2 separate regions of the Homo sapiens genome follow, and region 1 is linked to region 2. Evidence: chromatin loops called from intact Hi-C (ENCODE). Cell type or tissue: Caco-2. All regions are shown on one strand. Links, peaks and the distances in the headings refer to the core of each region. The heading gives the core; the rest is flanking DNA.

Region 1 (4,861 bases), core at 307-4,306, 230 kb after region 2:
TCCAAAATGGAAAACAGGCTGCTTTACAGCTGAGTTTCCTTTGACTAGAGGGTTTAAGTGGAGTCTGGGAGACTCTTGATGGAGATGTTGTAGAGTGCATTAAGCAAGCATTGGGTGGAGTAGAGGGGGAGCTTTGTATTAAGAAAATAAAGGAATTCAGTTGAATTTCCTGGTCAAATATGAACAAGTCAGTTTTAAATTCTCTCTTGGAAGTGAATTAATTCTACCAGTATTTTTGTGGACCAAAATAAGCATCCTTTGCTATCTGGTGTCTCATTTCAATTGAGTGTACATGGTCCGTGGCAAGGGACTGTGGGTGTACCAGGATGGTGGAGAGACTTATGAATACCAGTCCCTAATAATAATACCCTGTTATCTCTGTGCTGCTGGTTAATTCACTGCTGTGCTTTCCTATCATTATTTCAGTTGAGACTAATAATGACCTTTTTGAACTAGGTGGCCCAGAAATTTTTATCTGAACTTTAATATGTGGGAGAAATTAAGGCACAGAGAGAGATGCTGACTTTCATAAACCATGTCTTCTGATTAAAAAAAAAAATCCCTGTGTGTTTTTATCTATGTATATGGTTAGCTATTGTGAAAATAATGCTGTGTAGCAAATCAACTCTCAGATTCAGTGGCTTAAAACAATAACTATTTATTATCACTCAAGGTTCTGAAGTTCAGCTGAGACACAGCCCACCTAGATTGGGTTCAGCTGGTTGGCTTTGCTTCTCATTTCAGATCTGCAAGTAGCTGGGATGGCTCTGCTCATGTGACTCTCATCCTCCTTTTAGGATCATGGTCAGTCCAGGGTGTATTCTTTGCATAATGAAGCCAGAGGGTCAATGCCTCTTAGGCTTAGAGCTGGGACGCTGTCACTTCTGCTTCATTATATGCCCAAAGAAACTCACATAGTAAACCCAAAGTCAAGGGGAGGAAGAATATACTCCACTCCTTCAGTGTAGTAAACCCAAAGTCAAGGGGAGGAAGAATATACTCCACTCCTTCAGTGGGAAGAATTGCAGAGACACATGGAGAAAGGTGTGTGGATACAGAGAGGGGGTGAAAGATTGAGGTAAAAATTGCAACCCACCCAATTTAATTTGTTCTTTTGTTCACTATTTTTCCACTCAGTTCCAAACAATGTGCCTGGCATTCTGTAAGTTGTTGAGGACACAAAGGTAAGTATAAAATGTTTATTAGCAGACAGTTTCGGCAGAGCGTGAGATGTACTATGAGAGAGGCAATCACAGAAAATCTTGACAGCAGATACTTTCAAGGCCCATAATTTTTTTAAAAATAGGGAGCCAAGAGATGAATCAATGAAGGAACAAAATCAAAGCTGAAAAAATTTTGGGGTTAATTTCACTTATATTTTAACCAGTGAATCCAGTTATGGCAGACATTTAAGCTTGTTTCTAGGTTGCAACATCCCCCTGCTAGTTGTTTTGTTAACTCCTGTTTCCCTTTCAATATTATAGCAAAAAACAAAACAAAACAAAAAAACAAAAGACAAAAAAACAGACAAACAACAACAAAAATCCCTCCTGGAACACATGATCAATTTTAAAGCAAAATGTGGGGAGGAAGATGCGTGGCATCATTTATTCAAGTACATTTAGCAATGAATGTGAGAGGAAAGAATGTGTCTGGGAAGCGGCAGTGAATAAAAAGGAGATGTGGGACAGGTCCTGGGACCTGTAGAATAATAGCATAATAATAAATACTACCACATATTGAGCTCTTTGTGCCAGGTATGATGCTAAGTGCTTTGCATGAGGTAAGTAGTATTAATAATCCTATTTTAAAGATGAGTGGAGTGGGGTCTCAGAGTAGAGCAAAGTGATCCAATTTCCTGGCTGAATGGGGAGTAGAAAAACGATGAAGCCATAGCTTCCCAGGTCAGCACCATGGACAGCAGACTCCCCTGCCCGAGAACTCGGGGGTAAGATTTCTGCAGGGTGAATTTCCATAAGCAGAATAATAGAAATGTTTTAGAGCAGATTATTTATAACATACCCACCCTTTTCCCTAGAATGAGCTTTGATAACTAGGAACCACTTTTTTGCTAAGGACTTGATAGTGTTTGTTGTGTGGGGACTGGGGAGGGGGCAGTTTGGGATGCGAAAATTTGAAGACAGGATCTGGGAAAGAGCCATGTTCTTCTGCATAATAAAGCAGCAGTGAGAGATTTGGAAGCAACATTGGATAAGGGAGTGAGAAACTCCCAGGGAATATGTGGATAGTTAGGAAGGAGTAGTCCCAAGAGGGGACAAGGAATAGAGGGGACTCGGGCTAAAAAGAGAGAGAACTAGGGAAATGTTAAAAGAGGAGTCCGATGGGGCACGTAAAGCAAATCTTCATCTTCTTTACCAAATGTTCAGTAAACCCCATACCATTGACTTACATGCAACTGGATTTATTTGGGAGCTTGAAGCAGATCCTGAAAAGGACAGTAAGATCTGTGTCCCACATGTGAACGCATGCAAATTAAGATTGACTGGCTGGAGAGTTTTTCCACTGGGTGTGGTAGTGAAGACCTTCTAGAGTTTCAGTTCCTGTGTTTCAGCTTGGTCTCCCTAGTCACCTTATCTTTTGGAGGGCAGGAATGCTGCCTCTTCTACCTTCCTCCCTTCCATGGACTGGAACATTGATGGGCACACATTACTACCCAGGACATACTGAAGAGTTTATTTCCTCTGGCTGAGTCCCATTCAGAAAAGAACCATGGGTTTTCCTTTGCTTATAGCAGTCAGAGTTCCCAGAGTTTCCAAGTCATCGGCATTTTTTTTTTTTTTTTTTTTTTGAGATGAAGTCTCGCTCTGTCACCCAGGCTGGAGTGCAGTGGCAAGATCTTGGCTCACTGCAACCTCTGCCTCTTGGGTTCAAGCGTTTCTTTTGCCTCAGCCTCCTGAGTAGCTGGGACTACAGGTGCATGCCACCACACCAGGCTAATTTTTGTACTTTGAGTAGAGATGGCATTTCACCATGTTGTCCAGGATGGTCTCAATCTCCTGACCTTGTGATCCACCTGCCTTGGCCTCCCAAAGTGTTGGGATTACAGGCGTGAGCCACCGCACCTGGCCGTCATTGGCAATTTTAAGTAATCTTTCCCATTGTTATCATAAGTGCACCTCAACTGGTCAGACCATGGATTTGAATTTCAGGCTCAGACACAGTGGTTACAATGCTTATAGGATCAATATAGATACACACTAATACCCAGAACTGACCTGCTTGTGCTAGGTCACAAGCAAACTCTCAACCTACAAACAATTTGACCTAGCAAGGGAAACATGGGATGCGCAGGGATGTCTGAGTGTGGAGTTCCCCATTCCCATGGAGAAAACTGCTTTTTTATCCCAATTCGGAGTCCTTAGGGAGCAACTGACCAAGAAGCCTCCACATCTACAGAAGCATCTTCTTTTACTTGGGTCTGGAAATGTGGTGCAAAACCGCTGGGGGTGAGGCAGTGGTAGTGAGATGTTCTCAAAGTCAGTTGTGGAATCTCAATCATTGTCCTATAGAAACCACTATGAGCAATGGCTAAGGGTAGTTGAAAAATGCATGGGGTATTTTATTGATCAAATAGATTTTTGTCACTGGCTTAGAAAGCTAGCAACCAATTTTGGTAGGCAGCACGGAAAAATTACTGGCTTTGGAGTCAGACATACCTGAGTTTGAATCTTGGCTCTACCTCTTACTTGCTATGTAACCTTGGGCATGTCCTGCTACCTCACTGAGCCTCAGTTTCCTCACTTGTAAAATGGGGCAGTTGATATGTACTGATACTTAATACGTTTGTTAAAATAGGGGAACTTCAGTAACAAAACCCAGCAAATCTCAGTGGCTTAACACAATAAAATTTTATTTCTTACTCATGTCACAGTCCAATGCAGGTCAGTAGAGGGGTCTGGCCTGGCTCTATGCAGGCACTCAGGGACCCTGTATCCTTCTATTTAGTGGATGTAATTTTCTGGAGCTTGGGAGCCTTCAACTAGAGCCTCTGCATCGGGCAGGCAGATGGAGGAGAGAGGGCATGAAGGATTGAGCAGTAGGCATTTTTACGGGCTACATTAGGAGGTGGTACATATGATTCCCATCTATCTTCCATGCTCACATGGATGCACCTAATATTAGGAAGGCTGAGAAATGACTGTGTACCTAAGAGGAAAAGGTTACTGACTTGGTGAACAGCAAACCAGTGTCTGCCACTTCTACATGGTGAGGTTGTAATCAGGTGAGGTTGTAATAATAATAATAATAAATACAGAGGGTGTATCTTGATTCCATCAAGCATATCGCAGGACTCAATAAATGTTAGTCCTAGCAGCATTGTTTACACAGGAATGTGAGTATTGCATTTCAAACAAGCAGCTTTAGAAAGGACTTTCAAATCTCAAGTCATTCGTTTGGCGTGTGCTGCCTTTTCTGTCCTTGGCTCCCCAGGAATTCTGATTACTAGGCCATGAGGGGTTAAACTATCCTGCTCTCCTCAGATACTCAACAGCTGGATATCTTTCCAAGGGCCTTCAGCACTCTCCTTCACTGCAGTAAATACATCTGGCATTCCCTATTCTGGAAATACAAGCAACTAGTCAATTGGAAAAGGCGTCTGCTGATGGTAGCATGACAAGCAATATCTAGAACTGCTTGTAATCTCCTTCAGACATCCACTTGCTCCCACCCAGCCCCACTGAACACAAAGGGGCTCCTATTATCTCCATAGCCTTCTGTAGCCAAAAATGCAGATGAACCCTGACCTCATATTCCACTCAACATGCCCTCTGAACAAAGAGCCTTCCTCACATGTTTACATTGCCAGAATAGCAGATAAGTGGGGCACACAGAGCAGGCT
Region 2 (4,861 bases), core at 618-4,617:
ACACGGCTCAACACTATTCATGTTGCGTGCTATCCTTTAGCCAGCTCTGACCTTACTCTGTCACTAGAGTCTGCAAACCCAAGGGCACTCTCTTTGTGGAGTCCAGGGTTTTGTGGCCTGTGAATTCTACAGAAAGGATGTCTTATTTTCTCAAGTCTCATGGAATCACCTGTCCAAACTCAGTTATGCATGCCAGAGGATGGGTGTATGGCTGCCTCTCAACCCTCTCAGTTCCTGGAGATTTTGTGTGCCATGTGATGGAGCAGCTGCGAGCCTGGATGGGGCAGGGAGTGACAGAGAGCACCCTGAATGTCCAGGATCAAGCTGTGGCTCTGCTGTGTGACTTTGGGCAAGTCACCTGCTCCCTAAGCTTCTGTTTTACAATTGATAAAATAGGCATAGTGATAGATGCTTTGTAGTATCCTCTTAAGAGCAGATGAGATAACGAGGATGAAAACGATGTTGCAAGCTGTAAAGTGCTGGGCATGCATTAGAGGTGGCATGGGGCTGACATAAACTAGGGTCCTGGCTCCTGGGGATGGGCAGCCCCCTTTGGAGCGATCAGCTCATTCCCACAGAGCTTGCTGTCCCCCAGGCAGATCATTCCCCTCCCCTAGAGCTCTCTGTTACATTTTAATCCACCTAATTGAAAGACCGCTGGATCAGGCAAGGAACTTATCAAAGGGAAAGAGAGAAGAGCCTGGTGCCATTTGGCTCCCTGCACATTTGTCCTTTCAAATCCTTATAGATAATTCCATTTCTGTGTTAGGATCAAGACTAGAAATTTGGATGAGAGGGAGAGGGAGGGACAGGAGAAGGAAAAGGGGGAGGAAGGGATGGAGGCCAGAGACTAGCAGAGGCCATCAAGGCTTATGAGTGTGCTGGTTTGGGGCTGTTGGGTAGAGGGGCACTGGCAATGCAGGAAGTAGTGGGGGTGTAAGGAAGCCTGCAGGGCATTGCTCAGCCCACATGGGACCTTGCTGAGCAGGCAAGTGGTGGTGACACCAGGCAACTGCAGCTCCTCTGCCTCCCAGAGATGAGGAGGCTCACACTGCCCTGGAGCCAGCTTTCAGACATGCTACTTCCTGCACAGAAGTCAGTGTAACACTAGGCACCTGCTAGGTTCTATGTATGTGCCCCCCTCAAATTTATGTGTCATATGTTGACACTTAAGCTCCAGTGTGATGGTATTAGTAGGCAAGGTCTTTGAGAGGTGATTAGGACATGAGGGTCCCACCTTCATGAATGGATTGGTGCATTTATAAAAGAAGCCTGACGGAGCTTGTTCACCGATTTTCCCTTGCCACTTCTGCCACATAAAGACACAACAAGAAGGCACCATTTATGAGGACTGAATTTACTGGTGTCTTGATCTTGGACTTCTCAGCCCCCAGAACTATCACCAATACATTTCTGTTGTGTATGAATGACCCAGCATAAGGCATTTTATTATAGCAGCAGGAAGGGACTAAGACTCTGCCACATTCGTGGGGGAAGAGAAGGGCATGGTGGCAGAGACCTAACAAGGAAATCCTCTAGAAGGACCCAGCCCAGCCTCACATAGTGAATGCAGAGTGTCTGCCTTCACTGGGAAAGGAGTGACGGGTATGGGCATTGGGAGAGGAACAGGATGGAGGGGAAATGGCAGGGAGGGAAAAGGTGGGGTCATACCAGAATATGGTGGAGGCTATTCATAAAGTAGAAAATCCCATCCCCAAGCAACCCCAAGATAATGTTATTATTATATTTTGTGATGGAAGAAACTATGACTTGGGGAAATTTAGTACAAGCAAGTGGGGGTAGGCTGAGCCTTTGAGGGTGGGAGATGAGTGGGCCCAGCACAGACAGACTGGGGCAGCCAGGGGCAGGGTGGGTGGAGTAGGACAGAGAGACAGTGGGGCTGGATGGGAAATCCTTCCCCTAAATTCTGGGAGGCTGGACTCCTGTGTCTATGCATCCCTTATGCATCTGGAGGAACAGGCATGCAGGAAACAGGGCACAGCACTTTGCCTGGGGATCTTGCAGTCCAGGGAGAAAGGCAGATGTGCACTCTGATAAATAGAATGTAGTGTGTGAGTTAGTGCTGGAAGGGGACGCATGAGTATGCACTGGGTGAATCCCGGGGGAAGCTATTGATTAGTTTCCTGATGAGGGGTCAGGGCCAAGAAAGGTTTCACAGAGGAGGTGGCACTGCTTCTATTGAGAATGAAGAGATTGGTTCTTAGGGTGTTGATACAGGTCAGTGATTTTCTAGGAGGAAGGTGTGTCTGCCCTGTGATTCAATATTTTATCACATATGATTCTCACAACAGCCAAGTCTTTATCCTTACCTCCACTTCACAGGGAAATATTGAGATTGAAGTGATGTAATGTGGTTTATGTCTTTCCCACCTTAATCCACTGACTGGGAGGGCTCCGTGTGAATGGGCCCTCTTGCAGGGGCATTGGTGCCCTCTAGGGGACTGTGGCAAACAAGAAAAGCATCAGCACCTTGGACAGGGCCCAGGGGCTGGGGAAGGTCCAAGTCTCAGGTAAGACGTTGGAATCCAGGGCGATGATCAGTGAAGCTCCTTTCCAAAACCCAGGGCCCCTGGAGTGGACACCATTATTTGTAAGATGATATAATCTGAGGTGCAAATGAACGTGAGCTGACAGACCACTGGGCTGATCTGTGACTGCTGTATTTGGAGATAGGTCTGTAGCACAGGGGATTAGTTAATGTGCTACTGTGTATGTGTGTGGGCGGAGGGGGGGGGGAAGGGTGGGGGGGAGGTGCATTTTGTCCCCATGCTCCCAAAGTCGTATTACCTTTGAGGGGCTGGGACAAGCTTAAGAGCCCCTGTAACATGCAAATATGTTAGCTGAGAGGAGATGTAGCACAGGTCAGTATGTTTTGATGGAGGGTTGATGAAAGGTCTGGATCAAGGGCCACTGTCCAGGGGGAGTGGGCTAGGGGGTGTACCAGAGTAAGAGGCCCCGTGGTATCCAAGGAACAGCAAGAAGGGGCCAAGAGTGGGTGAGGGTGGAGGATTCACTGAAGACAAACATGATAATGTTGCTTCCATGGTCTATGCTAGAGGTCAGGGTGGGATGGAAATCTTGGTCAATGAATTCTGCATTCCTGAAAAATTTATAAATGAGAAAGGTCACACAAAGACACATACATCTGAGGAGACCCCAGGAGAGAGGAAGGAATGCACAGCTACATACATATCACTAACTACACAGGAATGAATGAGAGGCCTGCTTGCACTGTTATCTGCACATATGCTGTTGACCGGACATCACAGGGTGGCATCCGAAGCTTGAGAATGATGATGATGATGAAGATGATGAGGATGCTGGTTTTCAGCTTCCTAAGTCTTCTGTACTCTCATTTAATACCTCCAAAAATCATGTTAAGTAGAAAATATTCTTTCCATTTCTCAAGTGAGAAAACAGAAGCACAGTGTAGATTAAATAACTTGCCTCAGGTCATACTGTAAAGCAGGACCAGAGCTCCCACTTGAAGACCCCAGGTCTTCCAATTTCAGGTCAAGAGCTACTTTTACTGGACCTCAGAAAGAGCCAAGAATCTCAACAACTCCTGCTTCTATGGCCCAGAACCACTTATCCAGGGCACATGGAGAGTCTGCAAATGCACTTGGGAGGGTTCCTCTAAGGACACAGACGTTGGAGAAGGCTAAACCTGGGTTTGAATTTTGGCGCCTCCTCTCATCGCTGTGTATCTTGAGTGAACTAGTCAGTTTCTCTGAGCCTATATTTCATTAGCTGCAAAATGGGGATAGCAAAATTGATACTGCAAATTGTATAGAATAAAAGAGGAGACGACATAGGAGTGACTGACAGTGCATAGAGTTACAGAGAATTCTATTTACTCCGAATGTCCAGAATCTGCCCCATTCCAGTGGGAAGCGGTTGACCTGGCAGTGGAGTGTCCTTCTTTGGAAGAATGCCACTGGAGGGGAGGTGGCAAGGGGAATCTGGCAGGGCTTTCCTGACCTCGGAGCCCGACCTCTTTCTGACCCGGGGGACCTCAACCCTGGAGATGCAAAGCAGGGCCTTATGGAGACATCCCATCCGGGCTGAGGCCAACTCCCATGGGCAGCAGCCAGGGCCTTCAGGAGGCAGTCTGATGAGGTTTTGTGCCTAGAACCGCAGGGTGGGGGAACAGCCCCTCCCCGCCCTCCAGGTTCTGCCTGGGGCTCTGCCTGCAGTTCCCGGTTGTCAGCAGGCAAGACACGGGGCAGCCGTGTGGGCACCGGTGCATGCGAGGTGATTGCCCCTTTAATGTTTAATGTGCTGAAAAACCATTAGACCCCGAAATGGACAAGTTCTTGGTTGGTAACATTAATTATTGTTAAGACTCGGTCACGCCTGCTTATTAGCAATTATGCATGGCATCTCCCAGGGTGCTCTGGGCCTTCTTCCCCTTCTTCCTTCACCTGGGGACAGCAGGTTTATGGACCACTGCCTTCAGGAGGCTGGAAAGGCAGTGCCAAGCACACAGGTGGTTGCCATCACTCCCCTCTGTAGCTTGGGCTTACTTAGGGCCAAAGAGGACCATCAGCATCTTCTGAGAGGGGAGGAGAAAGACCTTCCCATGCAAATTGGGAGGGTCAGAGGGATCATTGGATAGCATGATGCCCTTCACAAAGTATTTTGCTTCCATTATGTCATTCCTTCTATCACCCCCTTTTTTTTAAAGACAGTCTTGCTCTGTTGCCCAGGCTGGAGTGCAGTGGTATGAACTCAGCTCACTGCAACCTCTGCCTCCCAGGTTCAAGTGATTTTCCTGCCTCAGTGTCCCAAGTAGCTGGGATTACAGGTGCCCGCCACCACGCCTAGCACATTTTTATAT

The links. Peaks named below come from ENCODE experiments on the same cell type or tissue, not always from the same donor. Only the 100,000 strongest peaks of a DNase experiment are listed, where the experiment ranks them.
Region 1: it touches region 2 in a loop (16-fold over the local background); 1 of 110 quality-filtered maps calls a loop at or near these places.

What each region holds. Positions count from the first base shown.
Region 1 is chr11:116,376,680-116,381,540 of GRCh38, reverse strand. The region is part of intron 1 of LOC107987166 (a long non-coding RNA gene); the gene reads left to right. Among named protein-coding and RNA genes, the nearest start is that of LINC02151, 120 kb to the left of the region's middle. RefSeq lists silencers at 1,802-2,002, 1,815-2,109. In Caco-2, for the core only: no CTCF peak of the experiment used is centred there; a DNase peak (open chromatin) is centred at 1,914.
Region 2 is chr11:116,603,352-116,608,212 of GRCh38, reverse strand. No RefSeq gene overlaps it. Among named protein-coding and RNA genes, the nearest start is that of LINC02702, 34 kb to the left of the region's middle. In Caco-2, for the core only: a CTCF peak has its summit at 2,462 (motif pointing left); a DNase peak (open chromatin) is centred at 2,482.